Regions from separate parts of the Homo sapiens genome. Here region 1 is linked to region 2. A link is a contact called in ENCODE Hi-C or POLR2A ChIA-PET data. All regions are on one chromosome and are shown on one strand. Each heading gives the region's core, a stretch centred on a gene start or an enhancer-like site at or near the end of the contact. The rest is flanking DNA. Distances are from core to core; before and after follow the strand shown. Region 1 has its middle 44 kb from the start of NAV2. Region 2 has its middle 53 kb from the start of MIR4486.

The links. Hi-C counts contacts between places; a loop is a spot of excess contacts on that map. ChIA-PET counts read pairs that join two places held with the same protein, here RNA polymerase II (POLR2A). Pooled maps may share reads with other maps.
Region 1: a loop to region 2 is called in a map of mammary epithelial cell, with 3 times the contacts of the local background. The contact joins two enhancer-like sites. A Hi-C loop is called at or near these places in 10 of 168 maps with a recorded cell type or tissue (MCF 10A, aorta, ascending aorta and 7 more) and 10 of 50 pooled maps. POLR2A ChIA-PET finds 5 or more read pairs at or near these places in 3 of 52 experiments (MCF 10A, OCI-LY7 and endothelial cell of umbilical vein).

Annotation. Positions count from the first base shown.
Region 1 is chr11:19,666,843-19,670,725 of GRCh38, reverse strand. It overlaps a transcript of NAV2 not described here. Among named protein-coding and RNA genes, the nearest start is that of NAV2, 44 kb to the left of the region's middle. RefSeq lists an enhancer at 26-547. Within about 2 kb of position 2,110, at least 5 of the 41 ENCODE cell types and tissues checked have a DNase peak (open chromatin) inside an H3K27ac peak, as active enhancers do; they include mammary epithelial cell, where a contact is called at or near this core.
Region 2 is chr11:19,626,204-19,629,872 of GRCh38, reverse strand. It overlaps a transcript of NAV2 not described here. Among named protein-coding and RNA genes, the nearest start is that of MIR4486, 53 kb to the right of the region's middle. Within about 2 kb of position 1,777, at least 15 of the 41 ENCODE cell types and tissues checked have a DNase peak (open chromatin) inside an H3K27ac peak, as active enhancers do; they include mammary epithelial cell, where a contact is called at or near this core.

The DNA.
Region 1 (3,883 bases), core at 861-3,360, 41 kb before region 2:
ATGTGACCCAGCTGCCGCTTCAAAGCCTGGGCCTTCCTTTGGGTGTGGAGGGACCAAGCAATTAGCACCCGCCTCCTCCCTCCTCTGCTCAGTGAGTCAGAGAGATGCTTGGTCAGCAGTCCTCTTCTCCTGGCCTGTCCTCTGAGGACTTCAGACACCCTCAGCAGCCTCAGATGAGGAGCCACAGGGTGGCTGCAGCCTTTTCCTTGGAATGTGACCAAAGAACATGCACTGTCCCCTCTCCGCGGGGTTCCCTGAGCACTGCAAGGGTAGACACTTCACTTGGCAAGTATCTGTTGAGCCTGTACTGTTTGTAAACTCAGCGGGAGTCCCCGGAGATGCAGCAGTGAGGAGGAGTGGCTTGGCCTTTTCCTTGTGGAGTTCCTAGGAAATCCAACAAGGCTGTGATGGCCCGGGGAGATCAGAGTTAGGTGAGCAGGCAGCAAACCCAGACTCCGGGAATCAAGGAAGTCTTGCTAAAGGATCTGAGGCCTACGCAGAGATGTCATGGATGGGTGGGAGTCACTGCTGTGAGTGGCAAGGAGTATGCAGGTTCTAGGCAGAGGCAACAGCGTGTGCTAGTAGAGGCAACACAGTGTGCGTGGCATATGTGAGGGACTGAGGCTCAGAGAGGCTGGATCATAGCTTGCAGGGTGGGCATGACAAGGAGAGGCCGGAGTCCATGAGTTAGTGAAGGCAGGAGCTGGATCGCATGGGACTTTGTGGCAAACTGAAAGCATTAGGGCTTTTTCCTGAGTATGTTGATGTGTGTATGCAGGGCATATGATTATATTCACATTTTAGAAAATCTTGAGATCTAGATCCCAAGTGGGATTTAAAATCTGACCCACTGGGCATCACCCAGGACAAGGGAGGAAGGAGCCCCATCTCACCATGGGTCACCATGGGCAAATGGGTCTCACTCATTGGCACTTGTCCTTAAAAGGGCACTGAAAGGCACTTGGAATTTACTAAGAGGAAAGGGAACTGGATAGGGTACTGGATAGGACCCTCTTACCAAGCTCAAACCACTCAGCCAGGTGCTTCTGGCTCAAAGGCTCACTAGTGCTGAGCTTCATTGCAAGCAGGATCTCACTGGCGGTGGAAGGAGAGGGAGCTGTGAGCTCCATGGTACCCAATGCCTAACCTTTGGTAGGTAATCCATACAGTTAGCACTTAAACAGAGCATACTGTGCACAAGGCACTGTGCTTTACACATCCCAACTCATTTAATCATCCCCAGACCATGAGAGAGGTGCTATTGTCATCCACACTTCAGTGATGTTAAAATTGAGCACAGAGAGGGTAAGTCACTTGCCCAACCCCATATAGCAGGTACATGGTAGAGCCACTTTTAGTGACTCAGTGAAGAAGGAAAGGAAGGAATGAGAAAGGCCATCTGAGGCTTTGGAATGGGAAAGTATTCAGTGAGATGAAATGGAGTAGATGAGAACACTGGAGTGACAGTGCATGTAGGTGTCCAACATGGCTGGAGCCTGTGGGGAGTGGGCAGTGAAGCCCATCTTGCAGATAGCTTGTGCAATTAAATGGCCTTTCATACAGAAAGGCCCAGTGTAGCTTCTGGCACTGAGGAATAGCTCAATAAAACTTTGGTGCTGGCTGCACTGTCTCTTTGTGCCCAGTGCCCCTGCTAGAGCTAACCATCTCTCTAATGGCCGTCACTTGTCCAGCCATGGATTTTCCCATTCACCTGTCTGCTTGTCCTTCATTTTGCTGGCATCCCAAGAGAATGGACAAGAGATGAAAATCCAAGGTTTCCTAATTGTCTCCCATAGGCCTGTCATGTATAGGGAAACACTCAACAAGCATGAAATAGGAGATTATTGTCTGTTACCTGCATTCTGCCTAGACAGCAGGCTAACTAATACCCTAAGGGAGAGAGCCAGGGATCCTGGGGCCTTACTTCTGATTTGGCAAGCAGATGAGCTGATGTGAAAGAGTGTGAATTCTCAGCAGCCACAGATTGGACACCAGGGTGAGGTGGCTCAGCGTCCCTGTCTTCAACCTAGCCTTGAAACAAAGGATGAGTCAAGGGCCTGAATGAGGAGGGACAGGAAAAGTGTGCCCCACCCTGGATTGAGATGATGCAAGATCATCACTGAGCTACAAACACACTTCAAATCACTGGACTATGGAACGTAGGGCTACTTTTTTTTTTTTTTTTTTTTTTTTGAGACCGAGTCTCATTCTGTTGCCCAGGCTAGAGTGCAATGGCATGAATTCGGCTCACTGCAACTTCCACCTCCCAGGTTCAAGAGATTCTCGTGCCTCAGCCTGCCAAGTAGCTGGGACTACAGATGTGAGTCACCACGCCTGGCTGATTTTTGTATTTTTAGTAGAGGTGAGGTTTCGCCATGTTGGCTGGTCTTGAACTCCTGACCTCAGGTGATCCACCCGCCTTGGCCTCTCAAAGTGCTGAGATTACAGGCGTAAGCCACCATGCCCAGCCTTAGGGATACTTTTTAAGGCAATTGATGGCGACAATGTTTCATATGTGAAATGCAAATCTTATATGTCATGGGACCAAAAAAATGTTCTCTTTTGTAACATTTCCCTCCCTGCTCTGCCTGCTCAGATTCTCTCCTTCCTCTGTCCTCTCTGCTCCCAGGAGGGTCCTGCCAGTGTCGTCCTCTTGACCTGGGAATAGAGGGAGAGAATAGGTGGGATGGGCCTGTGGGTCTGGGCTGGGGGAGTTTGGGGGGATTTAGCTAAGACAGGCTGCAAGGGACCTTAGAAGTATAAGGGCAGTGGACGAGAGTGCTAAAACACAAGGAAACAAACACCTTGAGATGTGTAACTGCGGGTTTTAAGTCCCTTTAATGGTGTTTGAGGAATACAAATAAAGGACTTGAGTTATGTTGAAATTCCTTTTGGCTTCTGAAATGTGTTGTTTTAACCATGACACTGTTCTGGGTCTAAAACCCATGGACCACTGCTTTACTAGCTGTGTGCTTCTAGCTAATCTCATAGCAAAGAAGTCTATAAAATACACATTGATACTAGCCCAGTGAGTTCTCCAGTTCCTCAGAGATTATGCATTGACTTGTCTCATTCTATCACTTATTCATTCACTCACTCAACAAGCTCCTAATAAGCACCTATTATTATGTTCTAGGACCTGTGCTGGGCATAGGGGATCCAGAATGGTTCCTCCTCCAGCACACCTCAGTCCAAACCCTGGGCCCCACAACACACCAACTGAATTGTCTCCTCCTCTTCACTCTGTTTCTTCACCTCCTCGTGCCCCCAAAGCACACCCACAGGTATTGGCCATCTGGATTGGACTGAAGAAATTGCCAACCTTCCACCTGTGCCCATAGTCAGATACACATTGTAATTATTTGTCCACGTCTGTCTTCCCTGCTGACTCTGAGCATCTCAAGGTCAAGGACCATGCCTTACTGAGTTTTCAATCCCCAGAGTCTACAACGGGATCTAGCAAAGAGCAGGCACCAGTGAATAATTGTTCAACGTCTACAAATCTGTTTGTCTTTATTCTGTCAGTCAGCAAATAAGAACAAGCACATCCTCTGTGCAAGGCCCTGGCTCTGAGAACCCAGTGACAATGGGGACAGTATTGCTATGTCCACACAGCTAGCAGCTTCCTGGGGGAGACTGACAATGGGAACATACAGAGAGGGGCTGGGTCTAGTCTGGGGGTTGGGGTAGTTGGATTATGGTGGGAGGGAGGCTGGGGAGGGCCTTCTGGAGGAAGCGGCATTTAAATCAAGTGGGAATTAACTAGAATCAGCAGTTTTCAAACTGTTTGCATGTGGAAATAACCTGGAGAATTATATAAAAATAGTGGTGTCAGAGCCTTACCCCCAGAAATTCTGATTCAGTTAGTCTGGGTTGATACCTA
Region 2 (3,669 bases), core at 528-3,027:
GCCAGAGCTGGAGGGTTGATGCGGCCATTCCAGGGTGAGGCACTGTGAGAGCAGAGGTTGAGAGGCGGGAAAGTGCAGGGTGTGATTTAGTAAATACATTGGTGCCCTTCAAAACTGAGGCCCATTCAGGTCCTTCCCTGACTCCTTTCCTAACAAGATCTGTTCTCCCCACCCTACCCCTGTCCCTGTCTAGGACCTATTTGAGGGTCCAGCCTCTTGGTTTCCAGCAACTGTCCAAAGATGGGAGGGGGAGTGGGAGGAGAGTAGGAAACAGGAAATTAATTCTCCTAGGCTGTGTGTGTGTGTGTGTGTGTGTGTGTGTGTGTGTGTCAGAGAGAGAGAGAAAAAAAGAAAGAGGCAAAGAGTGTGTGTGTCTGTACGTGTGTGTGTGTGCGCAAGTGCGTAAGAAAAATGTCGCTGACATCAAATACTGTCTGAAACCACTTCTGCCTTTTAGGAGAGAGGCACAATTCCTTTCCAGAGAGTTTTTCTTACATAGCTTTATTATTATTATTAGTCTAGGAAAGAGCCTAATGGGCCCCTTTGGTCCCTGAGCCAGAAGGGATAGGAGAAATACAAGAGAGGACTGAATGGCTCTGCCTAAAATGATATTTTGGTCTTGTTCTCTGGGAGTTCCAGAGGCTTGATGGGTGAAGGCTGGTGAGTGGGGTTGGGGCAAGGGCTCAGAAATGGTGGGAGAGAGAGATGTGACGAGGAAATGAGGATGGAGACACTGAGGCAGAGCGGGAGGCTGCACTCCACGGAGACAATGAATGGCCACCACATTTTAGAAACATAGGGCTGTTTTCTGCCCACTCTTATATTTTCAGCAAAAGCTGGGTAGCTTCAAGAACCTTGTGTCAATGAGAATTTTGGAACAAAGGTGGGCATAGGAGATAGGGCTGTAGTCTCAGGTGCTTGCAGCAAGGTCAGGGTGGCAAATGCACCTGGCAGGTGAACTCCATGGGAGTACCGGGGAGGGAGCGCCTCTCAGAGTAGCTGGGATAGAGCTTGAGCCATTTTATTTGGATATGATGGTAATCAATGATTCCAGAAGACTAGAAGGGTAGGGGACCTTGGTGTACCTGGTTCTTTGAGTATAATTATATGTGCATGTTTCTGGTATGCATTTTTATATATGTGTTCATGAATGTCGACACCTGTGTGATTGTGTTGGCAACTGTATTTGTGAATATGGGTAAGTGTATGGGAATGAGTGAGTTTCCTTGTGTATGTGTGAGTGTATGTGTAGGAATCCGGACTTCAGGATCTGTGAGTTACATGTGTACACCTGAATGTAGATGAGTGCATGGCCACGTGAGCGTGGATGCATGAGTACATTTCTGAGAGGCTTTCGAATATATATCTGTGTCACTCACCATGTGTGTACGGGGTGTGGGGATATCTGTGAATGTGTGAGAACATATACTCTGTACGAGTGTGCCCTGATTGCCAGGAGCCTGAGGCAGGCCGGCACCTCTGCTCTGGTGTCTTCCTCCTCACAGGGCCCTGCACTACGCTTGGCTCTGGGCAGTGGGGAAGCGGGAGTGGATGTTCCTGGGTGTGCTTGCCCCAGAGCCTTGCTCCTCACCCAGGAACATTCTCCCTTTCCCATTCCTGGGAAGGAACATAATGTCCACTGGCTCCTCTCCCACCGGACAAGTCCAACTCCTCTGCTGCCTCAGGCTGTGAGGCACTTCCTGACCGGATGGGGAGCATCCAGGGAGCCAAACCCTGGGGCCAGAGTGGGAGGGAGACATACTGGCTCCAAGAGTGTCAGCAACAGGAGATTCTCCCCAGTGGTGATTAAAGTAGCCATCATCTATTGGGTGTTTGCCACATGCCAGCCCAACACAGAGCATTTCACATGAATATATTTGTTTATGCCTCCTTGTGGAATGGGCTGCCAGATATTATCATTATCTCTTCTTCTTCTTCTTCTTCTTTTTTTTTTTTTTTTGAAAACAAGGAAACTAAGGCTCAGGTTGAGGAACTTGTCCAAGGTGGCACACCCAGGGAGAGGTATATGTCGGATTAGAACTAGGTTTCCTGTCTCTGGAGCCAATATTCTCACTTTGCAGGCGGGGCCCAACCCTCCCATCTCATCCATCACCGTCAGTGCATAGATGGGAGACTGAGGTCCAGAAGGGGGCATGTTCTCTTACCAGGCTTCCTTCGGCTCTGAGATGTCCCCTAAGAAGCCCTGGAGCTGGGCAGACTGTAACTGTGGCAAAGGACCTACATGACAATTGTGACTAACTTTCCCAATTTGGTAAAGGTCTCACTTAAAGGTCTGTGGCACACTAGACTTTACACAAATTGGTCCTCTTTGCTGGGACTGATGAGGTCAAAATTGCAGCTTCTCTGGCTGTGACCAGAGAATTTCATGCATGAAAAACCTCCCACTTCCATGGCCTAAACAACCCCAAAGCCAACAGACCCCTTGGTCCAGCCCAACAGGCACATGGATCTCTTTTTTTTTTTGAGACAGAGTCTCGCTCTGTTGTCCAGGCTGGAGTGCAGTGGTGTGATCTTGGCTCACCACAATCTCTGCCTCCTGGGTTCAAGCAATTTCTCCTGCCTCAGCCTCCTGAGTACCTGGGATTACAGGCACACAATACCACGCCCTGCTAATTTTTGTATTTTTAATACAGACGGGGTTTCGCCATGTTGGCTAGGCTGGTCTCGAACTCCTGACCTCAGGCGATCCACCCACCTCAGCCTCCTAAAGTGTTAGGATTACAGGCGTGAGTCACCGCACCCGGCCCACATGGATCTCTTGACCTTCAACTGATTATACACACCTCAGCTTGCCTCACCTTCTTCAAACACCACTTTAGCACCTGAGGGTAAACTATGTGCCAGATCATATGCCCAGTGCTTTCATGTCATATTGGGTACATATTGCACTTTCTAATTACGGTCTCAGCTAATCTCCATAACTATATTATGAGGTTGGTGTTATTCCCATTTTATAATTAAGAAAACAGAGTCAGAGAAGCTTAAGTCACTTTCCTAGGGACACACAGCTCATAAAAGTTGGAACCAGAATTTGAATTTGGATCTGACACTAAAACCTATGTTATTAAAAATGTAAAATAAAATACCTAGGAATAAAGTTAACAGAAGCAGTAAAAGACTTCTATGGAAAACTACAAAACAGTGATGAAAGAAATTTAAGAAGATGCAAACAACTGGAAAGACATCCCATACTCATGGATCAGAAGCATTAATATTCTTAAAATGACAATACTACCCAAAGCAGTCTACAGATTCAATGCAATCCCTATCAAAATACCAATGACATTCTTCACAGAAATGGGAAAAAAAGTTCTAAAATTTGTGTGGAACCACAAAAGACCCCAAATAACCAAAGTAATCCTGAACAAAAAGAACAAAGCTGGAGACATCATACTATCAAACTTCAAAATATACTACAGAGCTGTAGCAACCAAAACCACATGGCATTGGCATAAATACAGACATATAGGTCAGTGGAACGGAATAGAGAACCCAGAAATTAACCCACATATCTACAGCCAACTGATTTTTGACAAAGATGCCAAGAACACTCACTGAGGAAAGGACACCCTCTTCAATAAATGGTGTTGGGAAAACTGGATATGTAAAAGAATGAAAACAGACCTCCATCTCTCATCCTATACTAAA